Regions from separate parts of the Homo sapiens genome. Here region 2 is linked to region 1. The links are chromatin loops, found by intact Hi-C in ENCODE. Cell type or tissue: pancreas. All regions are shown on one strand. Each heading gives the region's core, and the rest is flanking DNA. Links, peaks and the distances in the headings are about the cores only. Region 1 has its middle 71 kb from the start of TENT5C-DT. Region 2 has its middle 66 kb from the start of TENT5C.

Evidence for each region. Hi-C counts contacts between places; a loop is a spot of excess contacts. Peaks named below come from ENCODE experiments on the same cell type or tissue, not always from the same donor. Only the 100,000 strongest peaks of a DNase experiment are listed, where the experiment ranks them.
Region 2: a loop joins it to region 1, with 2.9 times the contacts of the local background. A loop is called at or near these places in 49 of 110 quality-filtered maps.

The regions. Positions count from the first base shown.
Region 1 is chr1:117,529,781-117,540,200 of GRCh38, reverse strand. No RefSeq gene overlaps it. Among named protein-coding and RNA genes, the nearest start is that of TENT5C-DT, 71 kb to the left of the region's middle. RefSeq lists silencers at 4,796-5,035, 5,056-5,125. In pancreas, for the core only: CTCF peaks have their summits at 2,546 and 5,036 (motif pointing left); a DNase peak (open chromatin) is centred at 2,440.
Region 2 is chr1:117,666,403-117,676,822 of GRCh38, reverse strand. No RefSeq gene overlaps it. Among named protein-coding and RNA genes, the nearest start is that of TENT5C, 66 kb to the right of the region's middle. In pancreas, for the core only: no CTCF peak of the experiment used is centred there; a DNase peak (open chromatin) is centred at 4,542; H3K27ac peaks cover 1,324 bases.

The DNA.
Region 1 (10,420 bases), core at 1,319-9,318:
GAAAGAGATGTTATAGTTGTGGCCCAAGATCATACAGTGAATATGCAACAGACACTGTTCACCTAAACACAAACTTCAAAGCTTACATGAGGCTGTAAAGCAAGGGGACACTAAGAACAGGTCTGGGGTGGTCCAGCAATGGGGCTGTCTGGAAGTGGCCCCTGTCCAGGGGTTTCTGTGGCCTGGCCTCTAAAACCCCTGCTGTCTGCCTATTCTTCAAGCCTAGGCCTCTGACTTTCTGCAGACTATCTGAACCTCCATATATCCTTCCATAAACACCTTTTATGTAAGTAGCCAGAGTTGGTTTTTGCTCCTTGCCCTGAAGAACACTGACAGTCCAAAGCCTCAGCAGGCTGTCTCCTCAGTGATGCCGCCTGCCTTGACTGGGAATAGGAGGTGGGTGATGCTTTGGCCCTACAGGGCTCAGCTGGCTGCTCTTTCTCACCTGAAGTGCCTTTTGCTAAGCCCAGGAGTGCAGGGCTTTCTGCTGGTCTCCATTATGTTAGCTTGGCTGCATAGTCAAGTGGGGTGGGACTCCAGCAGAGAGGGCTAGGGGCCACCCAGACAGTAACCCCTATGATATATAACCCCTCTCACTGGTCACACAGTGACACATGTACCCATAGATCCTTGCACTCTTACAAACAATGCCAGCTTCACATCTTCCCCCTTCTCCATTTGCATGTACACCCCACATGTGTACATTCTTTGTCCCTCTGGCTCCCGTGGCCCAGTCTATTTCTCTTCCCCATCAGCCAATTGAGCCACCTACCCATTTTGGTGCTGGAACAGTGTGAGCTGGGAAGCAGGAAGTGGTGGGTGATGAGGCTAGAACAATGTGGAGGGGCTAAGCTGATACCTCCCTGTGAGGACAGGGGACCTCTGAAGTGCAGTATCGCATATACGATCTTGGGGTGCTAGGTGGGGACTGCTGCTCTCTGTAGCTCCCTGCTCCCAGAAGTTAGCAGAACTGTGCTGTGGTTGGAGTTCTGCATGAAGAATCCCTGAACGACCCTACTGCTGCTCCCATTCTGCGTCTATCTTCTTCATTTTTAGAGACAAGGTCTCAGTCTGTTGCCTAGGCTGGAGTGCAGAGGCATGATCATAGCTCACTGCAGCTGAAGTTATAGCTCAAGCAATTCTCCTGCCTCGGCCTTCGGAGTAGCTAGGACTATAGGTGTGAGCCACCACGCTTGGCTAATTTATTATTTTTTGTAGAATCAGGGTCTCACTATGCTGTCCAGGCTGGTCTCAAACTCCTGGCCTCAAGCAGTCCTCCCACCACAGCCTCCTGAAGTGCTGAGTTACAGGCGTGAGCTACCATACACAGCCTTCTTTTCCTTCCTCATCGGGGGTCCTCTCCTTTTACCATACTGCTTTCTGCTTCCTAAGGCGGATAAGATAAAACAAACAACCCAATCTCCAGGGACAACTGCCTGGCTTCTCCTTCCTCAAACCCAGCAGATTATAAGGCAGAGGCTCTGCCTTGTTCCTCTTCCTAGAGCATCCCATAGACATATGAATTGAAGGTGAGCCTAAAAGGACTGGGAGTGCAGGTGGGTGGCTGATTTCGATGCTCCCCTCCAGGCACAGTTGAGGAACTCAGTGTCCTGGATGTTTCTTCCTTATTAACAAACGCCTTCAGGTCAAGGTAGCCTGGAATGCTGGGCAGTTTACTTCTTTGGGTTCATTCCTCCTAGATTTTGGTCTGGTCATCCTTCACTAGGCTTTTGGTTCTTCAATGCTTTTAAAAGATTTTTCTTTTTAAGATTTTTTTTCTTTTTCTTTCTTTTTCTTTTTTTTTTTTCTTTTTGAGATACAGTTTTGCTCTTGTTGCCCAGGCTAGAGTGCAGTCGTGCAATCTTGGCTCACTGCAACCTCTGCCTCCTGGGTTCAAGCAATTCTCCTGCCTCAGCCTCCCAAATAGCTGGGATTACAGGCGCGTGCCACCATGCCGTGCTAATTTTGTATTTTTAGTAGAAATGGGGTTTTGTCATGTTGGTCAGGCTGGTCTTGAACTCCTGACCTCAGGTGATACGCTTGCCTCGGCCTCCCAAAGTGCTGGGATTACAGGTGTGAGCTACTGCACTAAGCCTCGTTTTAAGATTTATTTGGCTTTTCAAGTTGTCCTCAGTCGGGGGGGTTGGTAGAGAGTCCACAGGTAACATTATTAGTCCAGTTTGACAGAAAATAAAACAGGCAGTTTCCCTATCCTTCAGACTGCCACTTTCCTATAAAACTATTTCTTATCCTTTTTCTCAAGTTCTTTTGCCTTAAATGCCAACATCTTCTCCCCTATTCCCACTCTTAATAATCTTACTTCCTATTTCGTTGAGAAAATAGAAGCAATCAGAAGAGGACTCCCCTGTGCTGCTCCTCGTACTACCTGCTTCTCTTCCCGGTGCTCAGCTTCCCTCCGGTTACAATGAGGGAACTGTCCAAACACTCCGGCGAGGCCACGCCTACCGCCTACCTAAGGACATGGTTCCTGCAATTATCCTCTCTCCTGCAATACCAAACTTTTCCTCTCTGAGGGAGTATTCCCATCAGAAGAGAAACAGATTGTAATATTGCCCTCCAAAAGAAAATCTCTTCTTGATCCTCTATCTCTAATGCCTGGCTACCACCTGTTTTTATGCTCCTCATCGCAAGTGAAACTCCTATAAAGGGTTGTTTACACTCATTGTCTCTACCTCTTCTTCCATTTCCTCTTGAACTTCCTCTGAGCTGGCTTCTGCCCCCTTATTCTACAGAACAGTTTTTGTCAAGATCACCAATCATCACCATGTTGCCAAACCCAATCCAATTCTCAGGACTCATTTTACTTAATCCATCAGTGGCTCACTCCCTTCTCCTTGGTTTCTGGGGTTTCCCCCCGAGTCCCTTGGCTCTCTCTGGTCTTCTCTGCTCCCTTCTTATCCCACAGACCTCTAAACACTGGATGGCCTCAGGGCTCAGCCCTTGGGTGATTTCTTTTCTCAACCTCTAAGTGGCTTACCCTAAGGGATCTCAAGTCTACAGGCTATATATACCTTGACAAATGTCCAAATTTGTATCTCCAGCCCAGACCTCTCCTGAATTCCAGGTTCACATAGTTAACTACTTACTCTCAGTAAACAGGCAGATGTTTAATAAGAAATGAAAATTTAACATGTTCAAGAACAAATTCATCATTGCACCCCTCCTAGATCTTAATCTTCTCCATTCAAAAATGGTCACTGCATTCTTCCAATAGCTCAGATCAAACACACTGGAGTCAAACCTTTTCTTTTTCATGCCCATAATCAATTGCGTCAACTTTACCTTCAAAATATAGACCATAGTTGTTCTCCCTCATCACTGGTCTGAGTCACCAGCATTCCTCACCTGAATTATTTCAGTAGCCTCCAAACTGGTGTCCCTTCTCCCATCATGGCTCCCCTACCATCTGTTTTCCACACAGAAGCCAGAGTGACCCTTTGAAAACAGAGCAGATCATGTCACAACTGTGCTCAGTCTCCTGGGGCTTCTATTTTACTTGGTGTAAAAGTCAAAAATTTTTTTTTCTGAGACAGGGTCTCACTCTGTCGCCCAGGCTGGAGTGCAGTGGCACGATCAAGGCTCACTACAGCCTTGACCTCCCAGGCTTCTCCCACCTCAGCCTCCCCAGTAGCTGAGACTCCAGGTGTGCATTACACCTGGCTAATTTTTTTGTAGTTTTAGTAGTGACAGGGTTTTGTCGTGTTGCCCAGGCTGTTCTCGAACTGCTGGGCTCAAGTGATCCTCCCACTCAGCCTCCAAAGTGCTGGGATTACAGGCGTGAGCCACTGCGCCTGGCCAAAAGTCAAACTCTTGACAAGGGACTACACAGGGTCTTCCAAGATGGGACCCTGTTACTTTGCTGGTCTCCTCTTCTACCTTCCCCTAGCTCATTCTGCTCCAGCCTCTTGCTCTTCTTTGAATGGGTCGTGCATTGTGGTAACCCTTTGGCAGCCCTGCCCAGAAGGACTGGGTGCTGTAAACTGCAGTGCCCTCCTTGCCTTCGTGCGTCAATGACTCCTTTTCCTAGAATGTCTTTCCCTCATTTGTTGCAGCTAGACTCCTATCACAACCTACAAATTTCTCATTGCTCAAATTTCAAATGGGTAATTCCTCTCTGAAAGCTCAAGTTACAAATTTCTCACCACTCTCTCTTCATCACCACGTAGCTCTTCCCTACTTCAAAAGGTTCAATTCCAGCCCCCAAACCTCACCCTTAAATTAGGTAAACTCACTTCCCCTGTTCCCTGACTCATCTTCCTTCTACACTCTAGTGGCATTTGGTACACACCTTTACTAGCAAAACATAACCTTCGGCTTGCCCATCATCCTCTTCCGGCTTGGAGGCTCCAGAGGTTCGATGTCATGGTTGGCTCTGGATCTCCAGTGCCTCACACAGTTTTTGGTACATATATATTCAATAAATGTTTAAAGAAAAATAATTTCAAAAGGACTTAGGCAGAGTTATGTCCTAACAACTATGGACAACTACAATTTATGTCAGGAAATAAACTATTCCACAACACACCTATTGTTCTACATGAGCTAAAATTATTCATAGGGTTCAAATCGGAATTTTTCTAGGATTCTCTTCTGTCACGAGATTACATTTTTCATCTTCTAATAACTCTTAACTATTAGCTCAATGTCTTTAAAAGAAGGCAGTCACGTTTTAAAGGAAAGGGGAAAGTCTTTTTAGTCTTCTGTTTGTAGAACGTTTCATCACTGACTTGGTTCCAGTGGAGGCCCCAGCAGGCTGCTGGTATAGTAGGCTTGCCTGAACAACCAAGAACCTTGGCATCCTACCGTCAGTCAGAGGCAGGGTGTATTGACAAACTTAAGCAAGGTGTTTCACTGTATCTCCAGCCTCCCAGGCTTCAATCAGCTAACAATGGGAGGGAGGGAGAGGCGAGGGAGAGAGGGGAGAGCGGACAGGGGAGAGGGGAGACGGAGGAGAGGGAGGAGAGGGAGGAGAGGGAGGGGAGAAACATACTACTGCCCTCTAGTGGCAAAAATTTCTAGACTCTTACTGCTGAACTGCTTCAAAATGCTGAGCCCACACCAAATTCATTTTGAGTCATTCGAAGTTTTGATGAGTGATAAGTATTTTTGAAAGCTATTCCCAGGGGAGTCCCTTAACCTCTTTTTAAGTAACATTCACTTTTGCATCTTATGGGCTCTTTGGTACTGGGGGAGGACTGAACGCTGAATTTAAAAGGGAGAATCACTCTTGGGGATCTTGGTAGGTGCCCCTGTTGGACCCCCACTCAAGGCCTTTAAGAGCTACAGGAGAGGGCTGTCTTATAGCTCTCAGTAAAATGGATGTCCTTGTTCAAGTTCAAGGCCAATCTTCCTACCTGTGCTTTGGATCTCATAGTCCTGGCCCCTTCGTCAAGTATCTTTGCCTTATCAAATAGCTCCCTTTCCCCTTGTTTTCAAATTCAATTAACTCTTAAAATTCAGTTCCAGTGTCAGTTACTTTCCTCATTATCCTCCTCCCTCCCGAATCTATGTTAAGCTTGATTAGGATCGTACTCTACCCATATAATACTGAAAGCCACAATATTAAGCAAGCCAGTCCTGTTTGAGGGTACAGATTTTATTTTGATTTCTATATATATTTTGAAGCCTATGAAAGCTTCTGGCAAACAGTAGGTGAAAGCTCAAAAAATGTGTGGAATAACTATATTAATGATCTCATGAATTACATTCCAATGTTCTAGTCCAGTTCCGTTTTACAGAAAATAAACTGAGGTCCAGAGAAGTTGAATAACTTGCCTAAGGCCTTACAACCAGTCAGGGGAAGACCAAGGACTACAATTTTGGATTCCTTACTAATTAAGGATCCCTGACACTAGGCCCTCCCGACACTCTGTGAATCATTGTTTGCTGTGTATTTTCTACATTTGCAGAAAAAGAAAGCAATACGTGCCATCTTTTTTATAAGGCGTAGACTTTTCTTAGTGTGTATGGTTTTGATAAAGCTTTTATTGATAGAAAACTCAGAATCAAGAGTAATGGACTACAATCACCCTTAAATGAGGCAGCCTGGCCTGGTGGAAAGAGTATCGGCCTCTGAGAACTAGGGTGTTTATTCAGTAAATTTGTTGTCAAGAGGAATAAAAAGATGACTAGGATACTGTCTACATCCTTAAGCACCTGATAACCTAATAGAAGAGGTAAAGACATGTCCACAAATGATTATTATAAGGCAGAATGTGAAGAGTTGTAGAAGTTATGAACTAACTATGGATGTACAAACATGGAAGAATCACTCAAAGTTTGGGAAATCAGGAAAGGTTCTGTGAAAGCTTTTAGTCTTGTGAGAATAGGAAAGATGTGCAGGGCTTTGCTGGAATTGGATAAAGGCCTTTCAGATGGGAAGAGTAAAGCTTTAAGAAGGCTGAAAATAGGCCGGTCACAGTGCCTCACTGCTGTAATCCCAGCACTTTGGGAGGCCGAGGTGGGCGGTAATCCCAGCACTTTGGGAGGCCGAGGTGGGCGGATCACCTAAGGTCGGGAGTTCGAGACCAGCCTGACCAACATGGAGAAACCCTGTCTCTACTAAAAGTGCAAAATTAGCCAGCTGTGGTGGTGCATGCCTGTAATCCCAGCTACTCAGGAGGCTGAGGCAGAATTGCTCGAACCTGGGAGGTGGAGGTTGCGGTGAGCCAAGATCGCGCCATTGCACTCCAGCCTGGGCAACAAGAACAAAACTCTGTCTCAAAAATAAAAATAAAGGCTGAAATTTGTAGAGGAACTTATAAAGAATATGAATAAAGGTATCTATATACACATCTATCTATTCATTTCTGGAATGGCAAATGGCAGAGTGAGAAGCTCAGCAAATCATTTCCCTCAAAAGGAATAAAATGGACAATTAAAAAACTCGAACCATTCAGGATTCTGGAAATTGACCAAAGGCATACAACAAAATGAGAAGTATTTATCCAAGAAAAACTCCTGAACCAGGAAAGAACAGTGTGTCTGTGATGTTTTAGCCCAGAGCTGCTCTCATCCCCTTCCAGCTCCATCAGCATGGCAGCTCTATCAGGGCAGGACAGGCTGTGAGGGTTACCTGATTTGGAGTAGAATGCAGAAAAACTCCGTGCTCCTGGGCATTGTTAGAAATGAAAGGAATCTCAGTAGCAAATGAATAGGAAAGGCCAGTGCAGTTAGCCTGAGGTTCTGGTTGGGGCAAGCAAGAGATTGACAGACAAGCCAGAAACTAACAGGGAGATTCACGGAATGAAACAGCCATAGTGTACTTGCCACACATCTCTGGTGGCATGGAAGGATGAACGCAAGAGCAAGGTTGAGCACAATTTAAGAGAAACCAGAGAAAGCCCTAGCTACCTCTGAACATTCCTGACTAAATGTGAGACCTTAGACATAAGGCCTTGGGTGAAGTAAAAGCTGGGAAGACTTGTAAACTGCATAAACTTTGAATGTGTTCTCCAGCTTACACACGGATCCACTGACAACACGCAGAAGCCCTTCCTAGTCAAAGGTATTTGGGTACAACCTCTGACAAATCACTTGTTGACCACTAAACTATACTGACAGAGGGCTGACTCCTAGGAAGCCAGGCTTAAAAAATATAAACAAGATTTTAGAAATACAAAACTAAGCAAAGACATCAATGACTGTGCAACATGGGGAAAAGAGCCTCCAAAGAATTAGTCTACACCAATCACTAAACAAAGAGAACAGCAGTTGCAACAACTACCACCTCCCTGGGTCACAGAGATGAGATCAGAACCCAGAGTTCTACAATAATGTTATCTAAAATGTCCAGTTTTCAACAAAAAATTACAAGATATGCAAAGAAACAGGAAACAGTGGCCTACTTTCAGGAAAAAGAAGTACCTGAATTCTACCCCACTAGATGCCAGAATCACCCCCTACCCCCAGTCATGACAATCAAAAATGTTTCCAGACATTGCCAAATGTCCCTGAAGGGAGGAAGGGCAAAGTCACCCCCTGGCTGAGAACTACTGCTCTAATGCTAGTTATCACATAGTGTGATACTGGGATAAGAAAAGACATATATCAATGGGATAAAATTAAGAGTCCAGAAATTAATGTCAGTTGATATTTCACAAAGGTGCCAAAGCAATTTATAGGAAAGGGATAGTCTTTTCAATAAATACTGAGATAACTGGGTATTCATGCACAAAACATTGTTAGACCCTTCATATACATGAGGAATTAACTCAAAATGAATCATAGACCTAAATGTAAAAGCTAAAACTATAAAACTTTTAGAAAAAAAATTAGGTCTAAACTCTTAGTGACTTTGGATTAGGAAAGAAAGCACAATCCATAGAAGACAACATTGATAAACTGCGCTTCATTAAAATTAAAATTTTTTGCATGTCAAAAACATGAATAAAAAATTGAAAAGACAAACCACAATCTTAGAGAAAATAGATATAGAATATATAAAGAACTCTTACAACTCAATAAGACAATTCAATTTTTAAAATGGGCAAAATATTGGAATAAACATTTTACCAAAGGCATGAACAGCTACTATCACAGACAGTCAACACCATTAGTCATTTGAGCAACATAAATTAAAGCCACAATGAGATACAACTTCACACCCATTAAAATGGCTATAATAAAAAAGACAGATAATAAAAAGACAATAACAAGTATTAGTGGAGATGTGGAGAAACTGGTACCCTTGCCATCATACATTGCTAGTGAGAATGTAAAAGCAGTACTATGGAAGACAGTGTGGTAATTTCTTGAGAAGTTATACATAACTTTACCATATGACTCAGAAATTCCACTCTTAGGTATATACTTGAGAAATGAAGACATATATCCACCCAAAGACTTGTATGCAAATATTCTTAACAGCATCATTCATAATAACCAAAAACTGGAAACAATTCAAATGTCTATCAATTAGTGAATGGATAAATATGGTATATCCATACAATGAAATTCATTTAGCAGTAAAAAGGAATAACTCTTGACAGTTGCTATAGCATTGACAAACCTTAAATGCAAAACATTATGCTAGGTTAAAGAAGCCAGATGCAAAAGACCACATACTGTATGATTTCATAATATAAAATGTCCAGTTAAAAGGCAGATCTACAGAGACAGAAAGTAGACCAGTGGTTACCAGTGGCTGGGATGGAAATGGAGATTGACTGCAAATCAATACATGGGATCTTTGTGTATTGTGGGATGGTTGTACAGTTTTATAAACTTACTAAAAAATCATTAAATCATACACTTAAGAGTGGGAATATTTTATGTAAATCATACCTCAGTAAAAGTTTCTTTTAAAAGTTAAGGAAATTGCAAGAAATTGTTATGTCCTTATGATATAAAGATAACTGCTATTAACTTTTTGTATATATTTTTGCTGTGTATCCAACAAAAAGTGACTTCTGCTATAGTTTTTAAAGTGCTTGGTTCACATGCATTATTGATGTATTTGCATATTAAACTTTTTTTTATAACCACAACAAAAATACACGTCTTATTTCATAGAACCATGAAGGATAACACTGGAAGACTTGCCTTCATTTTACCCTCCCTTTTGGGTTTCACTTTCCTTGTGCCTAAAATGAGAAGGTATAATTAGATGTTTCATTGGCTCTTCACTGCCCTGTTTTAATTGCCCTTATTATTTTTTTTCTGTTCCTTTAGAAATGATTACTGCAATCTGCTAACAAAAATACGTAAAAACAACTAAAGCTTTAAGCTAAATTTGGGCTAGGTGCCTGGATTTTTCTCATTTAATTATCCTAGAAATCCTGTATTATCCTTCTTTTAGAGGCAAGAAAATTGAGATTTAGTAGGGTTAAGAAATTTGTCTTAGAAAGTAGATTCAAGGTTACCAGGTAATATGGTTTGCTGTGTCCCCACCTGAATCTCATCTTGAACTGTAGCTCCCATAATCCCCACATGCTGTGGGAGGGACTTGGTGGGAGGTAATTGAATCATGGGGGTGGGCTTTTTCCCCTGCTGTTCTTGTGATAGTGAATAAGTCTCATGAAATCTGATGGTTTTATAAAGGGCAGTTCCCCTACACAAGCTCTCTTGCCTGCTGCCATGTAAGACATGCCTTTGCTCCTTCGCCTTCTACCATGTGAGGCCTTCCCATCCATGTGGAACTGTGAGTCCATTAAACTTCTTTTTCTTTATAAATTACCCATTCTCGAGTATGTCTTTATTAGCAGTGTGAGAACCGACTAATACACCAGAAGTTGGGGGAGGAAAGGGAGCACTGGGGAGTTATTGCTTAATGGTTACAGAGTTTCTGTTTGGAATGGTGAAAAATCTAGAAATAGGTAGTGGCAATATGTTGCACAACATTGCTGATGTAATTATTAATGACATCAGATTGTACATTTAAATGGTTAAAATAGCAAAT
Region 2 (10,420 bases), core at 1,534-9,533, 140 kb before region 1:
CAGCCAAGGCCTGATGCTGGGGCCAGCAAGCCAGGAGCAAAGTGCCTACAGACGGAGTCCTTATCTCTGAAGTGAGGAGATTGGGCCGTTAAGTTCCCTTCCACCTCCGGCATCTGGTTTTAGAGTTCCAATGCAAAGTGCCTACCGAGGGTCCACTGGCATTTAAAGAGATCCATGGGTGGGCTCAGAAGGGGAAGGATGTTTGCAAATGGGGGTGTATGCAGATGTGTGTGCATCTTTCTGGGGAGATGATCCACAGTTTTAATAGGATTCTGGAGTGGGGCCCAAATCCCCCAGATCACTAATAAACACTCTTCCCTAAGTTGAAGGAACTGGATGCTTTGGCCTGAGACCTATCCTCATCCATTTGTAAGGGCAGTCATGTGAAAGAAGGCATACACTGTATTCTGCATAGCTTCCCAGCAAGAAATTGGAACCAACGGCTAAAATTTCAGGGAGGCCAATTTTAGCTCAATATAAGGACCAACTATTTTGAGTGATGTGAAAATAAAATAGATGGTTGCCCAGAACACTGAGTTCTTTGTCACTGAAGTATTCAATCAGTGGCTATCCTTGGTGTTGGAGTGTGAGACAGACTGATAGCCTTTTGAGTCAGGTCCAGCTGTGTACCGGACTGACTGAAGGAAGGCTGAGGGTTTCAGTGCCCTCTCAGATGAGAACAAAAGTGAGGAAAGAGAACAAGTGAAGCTGTGTCTCTCCTGTGGTTTGAATTATAGGCAGAAACCCGAGGTGTGGGGAGCTGCTTGAACTGATTGCTCTGGCCTTGTCATTCCCTCCAGTGGAAGGGGACATCTTCCACAGGTTTGCAGACCCTCAGAGCTCAAGTCTTCAATAATTTGGCAGGGGTCTGGACATTTCTGACTGTCTTCCACTGTCCTAAGCTGGGCTAGATGTGTACCCTGGTACCTGGAACCCACAAAATCTGCCTTTGCTTTTGCTCTTGTAGGCAACTTTTCTCAACTGTATTCTGTATAATATTATGTGACATGCTTATGGATTTTCTCCCAAAATTATTTTTGCAATATATGTCAGAAAAACATTATGTGGGTACTTATGTTAAATATTTTTAAGAATGGTTATACCACACAGAAAATGCCATCCTCCTAGAAGACCTGATGGAATTTCTAGAGACAACCTGAGCACTGGTGGAGCATTTACCACCTCAGGTTATGTTGACAGTCAGCTTATGGTCAATGATTACTGATATAACTTATGTATCTTGCCTTCAAATATGAATGCCTATTTTCTATTTAGTCAATATTCATTGTATGGTGTACTTTGTTTTATTCCACAGATGTTTGTTTCCTATGGATCGGTGGCTTAAAGAAGGAAAATTTTACTTAAAAAGGAGAGCCATATGGTTCTCAACCTATCTGAATCAAATAAGCAAATAGACATAATACTTCAAAGGAAAGGTGAACAGTCATGGCCTTTGATTTCTAAAAAGAAAAAAAGAAAGAAAGAAAAAAATGGAGGAGAGCTGCTGTTGGCAAAACAATGGTTTTGGAACAGCCTAATCAGAATTATCACAAAACTATCGCAAACTTGTTTCACAGAGGCAAACATTGCCTCTTATCCTGGTTTTCCTTATTTGTGAAGTTGCCACACCCTCGTTGGCCACCTGGAGGTAGCCAGCAAATCTCCAACAGGTGGAATGGGTCCTCCTGGGCTGGGGAGGCCTGCAGGCAGAGCAGAGTACACCCCGGCAACACTCGAGGAGCAGCCAGAGTGGTCTTTCCACCAGCAAACCTTCCCAGAGGGTCTCCTATGCAAGTCGGTAGCTGGGCTGTTTCCTTTTGACTCCAAGTGGGCTGAGCCCCTCATAGTGGAGGGAACCCAAACCTAGGAACCTGGCATCCGCCCAGATAAGCTTTGTAGGGTAAAAAAGTGGGACTCCCGTGGTGGGTGCCACTGTCACTCAACAGCCCCGCATTTTCTAGAGTGTGAAGCAGCAAGTCCACCTCCAGACTAGACAGAGCATTGGTGCTGTGCCAGAAGGAAGGGAGACAAGCCCTTCTGAAAAGTGTTTTGGGAGTGTAGAAGGCTAGTGGGGTGATGTGGGCCTGTGGAGGGAGCTCGAGAGACAGCTGAAAGAAGTGAGAAATTGTCAGCTTCCTTTTCTTGTCTTGGCAGGATCTTATTGTCTGAAGCACACAAGACTCCCATCCTCTGGGAGGACTGCGGTTGCTGAAGGAGAAACTCAACCCTGGTCCTGGCACTGACCAGCATGCAGCCCAGATTGCCTGGTTAGCAGGGCTTCAGCTGCTTTCATTCTCTTAACAACTTGGGGGTAAGGTGGATGGGGAAGGTGCCATCATCATCCTAGTTATGCTGCTGAGTCTTAGGGCTGTTGGAAACTTGCTCAAAGTCACATAGCTCGTAAAAGGCAGCGTCAGAGTCTGAAGTTGGATCTTCTCACTTCAAAGTCCAGACTCTTTCCAATATTCATGCTGCCTTGCTCACACACCCTAAAGAAGCCTGCTGGGCACCCTCCATTCATCAAGGAGGTCACTTTTTACGAATTGCTTTGTAAACCCTGGCATCTTTTTGTGATCTGTGTGACTGTTGATATATCTGTATGCCAGATGAGCTCATGGAAGCTCAGAGAGGTTCAAGGACAGGGACAGAGTCACAGAGCAAAGTCAGGGCTCAATTCAAATGTGTTCACCTGTTCTCAAGAATCCTGAAGAACACTGTTGTCAGAGGGTAAAGGGTTTCACCAGCCTCTGCCTCCGTTTTGACTTATGTGACCCATCTCTATGTTTTGTGGGTCTAATTTCTGGAAGGTTGAAAGGAAAGCAAAGTCAGTTTGATACATAGGAGGCTGAAAAGGGACCCACAGTGGTAACAATGATCCCAACAGCTCACAAACCTAGGGAGGTTTCTCCTGGATGGTCTAAAGACCATGGCTGTCTGTGGAGGGAAGAGATGGGAATGACTGTCCAGCCCAAGATAGGGCCAAAAAAGAAAATCTTAAAATATTTTCATTTTCTTAAAGGTTAACACAAGCCCATCAGACCGACCAGTTTTATAAAGAAAGTGGTCAAGCAGATAGTTTCACAATTTTTTTTTTTTAGCAGGACAAAAGAGACTTAATAAAGCAACAGTGATTCACTAAAAGAACCCCAAAAGGAGGTGAGTCATAACATTATATCCATAGCTGTGGGGTAACATACAAAGTAATCCCTTGAGCACTGGGTTTAGCATCGGAAGATAAGGACTGTGTGATCTTGTGTGAGTCACTTAACCTCTCTGAGCCTCAGGGTCCTCCTCCATAGACACTGTCCCCTCTTCAGAGAGTGATGGTGATGAGCACATGGACACACTCTGTGCTCCAGAGGAAAAGGTGAGTGCCATTGCAAACCATCCTAAACACTTTGTTCATGCCATCATTATAGCACTTCGTGCATTGCAGTGTAATTGTCTGTTTATTTCACTGAGTGTCTCCTCCCAATGAGGGACCCTACCATCTGCCACATTGTGGTGTTCAATGAATGTTTTTGGAATGAATGAATAAACGAATGAATAATCAAATGAATTAACAAATCTGAAAAGCATGATGCAGACTTCAGCATTTTTTTTTAACACAGATATACATGTGGGTCACAATGCAAGGAACTTTTTCCAAGCTTCTGGTCATACCCAGAAACATAAAAGCATGGAATATTCAAGACGCAATCAGAGGTGGCACAGAGTATGGAACACGCTTTCCTGCTGCTTTGGCACAAGCTTCACCCTAGTGAGGCTCAGTTGCCCTTCAAACATTGCCCCAGTGCTCCGTTCGCCGGCTATCTCAGACATACTGATGCACACTGGAGTGCCAGCAGTTGCCATTCCCGAGCTGGCTGAGGCCTGCGGTCCTGCCTCTCTATCCTGTCTCACAGATGGGAAAACCAGGGCCCTGGCAGGTGCAATGGCTTGGCCCAGCGATGGCTCAGGGTGCCCGACAACACACGCAGAACTCTCTCCATCCCAGCCCTGCTTCTCAGAGGGTACAAGGCAGTGAGCTAGGGGTACGAGAAGCCCTCAAGAGCCCGAAAATCAGGAATTATACAGATGATGCAGTAGAATGCAGGATTCACATTAATTCAGTAAACATTTACTGAGCGTCCATCATGTGACAGGCACTGGATTTTTAAGTTAAAATATGGGGGTTCACAACAATTTGCTGTTTGGGCCAGGCCACTCCAGAATAGGCCCCCATACCCAGGTTTTGTAACCATTCTGCTCTAGGGGAGGGATCTGAGCGGGGCTGCCCACCAGCCTGCTGACCACCTTGCCCATGTTCTCTCTATTCTGAGGGCTTCCTGCTCTGGTCTCCAGACCTCATTCTTGAAGAGTCACTCCTATCCTTCTCAGGTCTCTGCTGTTCTGCCTCCCGCCTCTGTGGCTGCAGCATCCAGGACCTTCTGCTTACTCAGGCCAAGGAGACAGTGCAGAGAGAGAAGGGAGATCTCTGTGACCCTGCACCAGGGCCAGCCTCTGCACTTCCCTTCTGCCTGGCAGCTGCCCAAGACTTTGACCCAAAGGCTCCCCCTCCACCCCATTGTTCTGTAGCCCTTGGAAGCCCATGGCACAGAGCTGAGCGGCAGGGGGCACCCCTGTGCGTCATTGTGCTCCAAGCAAAGACAATTTCCTAGGGAAGGCTGGAAGACAGACAGAGCCAAGCAAGCCCTTCTGTCCAGACAGAGCAGAAAATAGAAACTGCCAGGAGAGGAACCAGACACAGAGGCAGGGTGGAGCAAGAGGAATTGTCTGGAGACTCCTCTTCTTGGCTAATTGCTTTGAGTCTACACGTGGTTCAAGGCTGGACATATGGCCAAGCTGGGAGGGGCCTCAGTGACCATCCGGTCCACGCCTTCATGTCACAGATTGGGAGGCCATGGACCAGATAGGGGAGGGGATCTGCCCAAAGCTGCACAGCAAGTTACACAGGGCAGGACTAGAACCCACTGGGCCCAGGCTCTGGTGTGTATTTGGGCTGGCTGTCCTGGTGTCTGAGAGCACAGTCTTCCCCTCCCTATATTCTCCTCACTGCTCACCCTGCTCTCTGCCACTGCTGGAAAAGCAGCATTTCAGAAGGCATTTTAGAAATCTAGACCCAGTTGGTCCTGATCCACTCATGTGTCAGAACCCAGAGTTCAACCACTGTTGGGAGGTTTCAGCACGCAATTCTGTGAATCCTAACCCTGGGCCCAGGGCGTTCGGCCTGAGGTGTGACCTGTCTCTGACTGTTCCAGGAGATTTCTCCTGGTCAGGGGGACCTGAGATATAACCAGAGCACACTGAGGCATGAGGTGCCGTGGCAGCATCGTGCAGCGCCGTGTGGGCAAAGCATTGAGGAAGGCTCTCAGGCCAGCAGAGCTTTCTGAAAGGGACTTTGCCTTGGACTCTGATTTAAAGCCTCTCCTCCTGGACCAGTATTATAACAACCATCCATTCCTGTTCTTCGGGTTTGATGAGAATGGAAGAAAAAGAATGAAGGGAGAGAAGTGAAAGTCTCTGGGTTTTCATTGCCGCTGTGTCGTTTATGAGCTACGTGACCCTGGGCCAGTCCCTTCCCCCTCTGGCTTCTTTTTCCTCATTTGTTAAATGAAAGGGTGGTCCGAATGACTCTGCTGATCCTTCCCTTCCTGAGACTCTCTGACTCACGGGAACTCGAGAAAGTCCTGCCCCACACCCAAAGGCCCAAGACTTTCCCTTTGAGTGGCTTCCCTCTGTGGCATTGATCTCAGAATATTTAACCACAGGAGTCCTTGCCCCTTGAGTGTGGAGCTGAAGGATGAGCGCCACTTAACAGAGCAGGAAAACCATCCTATAAAGAGAAACAGGAGAGACTCCTTACTTTTTACCTACTCTCATCATTTCAAAAAGAGCACGCAGCTCCTGGTGGCACCAAGATACCGAAACTAAACCAGCGTTATCTGTGGGGCATAAGATTTATTTTTATTGTATATCAAGGGCTTCAGAAAAGAAACAACTTAGCTTTTTGATACTGAGGAAATTCTGTATCTAATTGTAGGTGCTATTTTCCCCTCATTCTTATCAGTGAAACTCTTTTTGGTACACAGAGTATAAGTTGCACTTTGATGCAGACATGTTCTTCCTATCCATGCTTCATTGCACTGAATGCATCTCACACTGCCCTTGGCCAGGAGCCCTTGTGCAGGGCACAGCCTGCATCACTGTCTATGGCAGCCCTGGTTCGTAGGGTGGCCTGTCTCATGCTTTCTTTAAACAAAAGTCTAACTTCCCTTTTCTTACATCTTGGCCCTGGTAGCTGAGACAGAAAACTTTAAGAGTTTAATTCCTAGCTAGGCGTGGTGGCTCACGCCTGTAATCCCAGCACTTTGGGAGGCCGAGGCAGACGGATCACCTGAGGTCAAGAGGTTGAGACCAGCCTGATCAATATGGTGAAACCCTGTCTCTACTAAAAATACAGAAATCAGCTGAGTGTGGTGGCGCATGCCTGTAGTCCCAACTACTCGGGAGGCTGAGACAGGAGAATTGCTTGAACCTGGGAGGTGGAGCTTGCAGTGAGCTGTGATCACACCACTGCACTCCAGCATGGGCGACAGAACAAGACTCCATCTTAAAAAAAAAAAAAAGAGTTTAATTCCTCAGTTTAAGTGGCTCATTTAAGATGCATGGTCATCCTCTGCCCACCCACCATCAGAGGCAGAAAAGAAATAGTCTTTGCAAAGAACACGACCACATCCACAGAAAAGCAGCTCTTTCTGTAATGCCTGGACTTACCTAGATCTGAAACCTCTTTTCCTTCTTTCCCTCTACCTCTATCCTGAGCACCATGTATCAGTCAGCTTCTGCTGCAAAGTTCCCAGGTGAAAAGTCATCTGTACCTCAATGACATACAATAATAAACTTTACCACTTCTGTGCTTCGGGTCAGTCAGGCAGCTTTGCTGATTTGGGCTGGACACATCACGTGTGAGGGGCTGCGGGCTGTTGGCTGATCTAGGCCACCCTTGGCAGAGGCAGCTGGGGAGATCGCGCACTGCTCCCTGGTCTCTCACCTCCAACAGGCTGGCTCGGGTGCATTTTCATATCTATGACAGAGGCTCAAGAGAGAGCCCTGGAAACGCTCAATGCCCCTTGAGGCCTAGGCTCAGAACTGGCACACTGACCCTTTGCTTCATTCTGCATGCCAAAGCAAGCCCTGCAGAGTAGGGAAATAAATACTGTGCTTTTATGGGAAGAACTCCAAAGTTACATGGCAAACGGCTTGCAGACAGGGAAGGGTAAAAAATTGAGGACATGAATGCTCTCAGCCTCCCGTGTCCCCATCCCCTCCTATGTGTTTTCCAGTCAGAAGACCTCTCCCCTGTATCTTCCACTGCTCCCTCTGTACTTGGTCAGACCCAAAACCAATGTATGTTTAATTCTTTCCTATCTTAAGAAAAAAGTATTACATAGCCCCCTTAAGCATTTATCATCCTGTATCTCCTTCCTTTCTTCTTTAGATAATTTATTCTAAGAATATAAAACATAGATGTATATAAGAAGAATATAAAATACAGAAGCATTGTTCCTAACAGTGTAACTGGAAGTAATGGAAACATCAGAAGCGGGGGACAAACTTAGCCAACTGCTACTTGAGGTGGGTGAATGTTCATTATGTAGACCTTATAAATGATTTATGCAATAATGTTTAAAAAGCTGCATGAGATAAAGTTAATTCAAGAAATAAGATATGGACCACACATATAAGCCCATTATAACTCTGTTAGCAAAAAGCTCTACCATGTAAAACTGGTGGAATCTGAATAAGATCTGGGGATTGGACCAATGTCACTTCCCTGGCTTTGAGGCTGTATTATACACATGTAAGATGTCCCCATTGGGGAAAATTGAGTGAAGGGTACACAGGACATCTCTGTACTGTTCTTGCAGCTTTCTGTGAATTTATAATCATTTCAAAATAAAAAGTTTTTTTCAATCCCCAAAACTTACAGAGAAAGAAGTTTAAAAAAATAGTTACATTATGTGATAGAAATATGAGTGATTTTCTATTTTGTCTAAATTTTTCATTTTTTAAAAGTTATCATGCAAGGGAGAAACCTTTTTTTTCTTTTCTTTTTTTCTTTTTCTTTTTCTTTTTTTTTTTTTTTTTTTTTTTTTTGAGACAGGGTCTTGCTCTGTTGCCCAGACTGGAGTTCAGTGATGATCATGGCTCACTGCAGACTCAACCTGCCAGGACCCCAAATAGTTAAGCCTTCAGACACACACCACCATGCTCACATAGATGTTGGGGGTCTCTCTATGTTGCCCGGACTGGTCTCAAATGCTTGGCCTCAAGTGATCTTCCTACCTCAGCCTCCCAAAGTGCTGGGATTACAGGCATAAGCCACTGCATCTGGCCAACTTCCCACTGTATTTTTTAAGAAAGAAATCCTAGATTCCCTCAGCCAGCTCTGAGCTCACTGTCCCTGGGCACAGGGCCTCTCATGGCCTCCCACTGTGGCCATTTTTAAAACTTCCCTTGGCCATCTGCTTGCCAGAGAACGCACTTCTTGAGGACAGGAGCTATATCTTAGTCACCTTTGTGCATCTCCTCTTCTCCCCTCTTACAAAACTTACTCATATTGAACAAATGTGTATTGAACCAAAAAATCTGCTGGATACTGGTGATCAAAAACCAAATACATCAAGATACATGGAAGAGTTCAAGCCCATAGACAGATGCCTGTTTAATACAACACAATCAGCCAGGCCCAGCGGCTCACATCTGTGATCCCAGTACTTTAGAGGCCGAGGCAGGAGGATCACTTTAGCCCACAAGTGTGAGGTTGCAGTGAGCTATGATCACACCACTGCACTCCAGCCTGGGCCACAGAGGGAAGTTGTATCTCGAAAAAAACAAAAAATACAACACAGTCAAGCCACATAAAAGATGTGCAAGGGATAGTGGGAGTGCAAAGAAGGTACAGAGAAGGTGCCTTGGGTTGCAGGGAAGTCTTCATAGAGGAGATGACACGAGTTCACCAAGGGGTGAGTAGAAGTTGGGAGGAGGCCAAGTCAGAAGAGCATCTTCTAGACAAAAGGATGGCCTTGAACAAAAATGCAGAGAAATAGAAGAACACAGTGGGTGTTACAAACCCATCATCTTCATCCTGGGGATATTTTCCTGTTAAGAAAATATTTTCCAGCATAAACTCTGTTGAGCCAATTTATTTCCTTCATCAATTTTCTAATGCAAGGCAATTCAATAGTTTCCTATTTTTTTGACTTTCACTTTTATGTTATCAGAATTATTTTTGCCATCTATTCTTTTCTTCCTTTGGCATTGTATAGTACCAGTTTCACTGGTTGATCTGTTTGTTTTGTTCACACCAAATTGTACTGAATAAAGCTTTTTTCATGGTGATAGATGTACATAGGCCTTTAATTCTTCCAACTTTGACTTTCCTGGGTCAAATTTTATATCAATCAATATAGTCTAGAATCTTATTATTTTACACATCTTTTGGTTAAAAAACAATATTTTATCAAGTATACTTTTCGCCACTCTCACTTTTTTAAATTTCATTTTGATTATTCTACCAGCAAGATGCATTGTGAATTAGGTAGACTACTGAGCAGTTTTTGTTTCTTAGATTATCCGTGAGAAAATGCAGTGAATGTGTGAGACCCAGCAAGCCAGGCTGACAAATGGAGAGGAAATGCACAAGAGGTGACATGACTAAGAGAGACATGGAAAGGCGGCAGCGCTCCTGGCACGCTGTCTGCCAAGCACCAACACGGGGCTCCCACTGCCCTCAAGGGCCAAAGCATGATGGGGAGAAAGGCCTCGGGATCTAAATGATGAGATAAATGGGTAGGGTCAACGAAGCAGAGCCAAGGCATCCTGCCATGAGCATGGCATGTCAAGGAAAGGGGGAGAGGTTCACTATTGAGGAATTTGAAGTGCAGGGACGAAGTGGGTGAGGGGCCTTGTATGCTAAACTGAAGAGTTTGGTTGGGCTTTATACAGAGATAAACAAGAGTGGATAATACCTACACATGATTTAGAAAATCAAATTGTACAGAAGGACTTTTTCTTAAAAAAGCAGTTGAACCCAGCCCCATCCCTCACCCCAGCCAGTCCCAATTGCAAAGTAGACAGAATTACTTTTGACTATTTCTGACATTGGATTGTCTACAGATTACCTGTATATATTGAAAATGTGCCTATATGGTTGTTTCTTAATTATTCAGCTTTAGCTGGGTGTGGTGGCTCCTGCCTGTAATCCCAGCACTTTGGGGGACCAAGATGGGAGGATCACCTGAGCCCGGGAGTTCAAGACCAGCCTGGGCAACATAGTGAGATCGTGTCAAAAATTAGCTGGCATGGTGGCACACGCCTGTACCTGTAGTCCCAGCTACTCAGAAGGCTGAAGTGG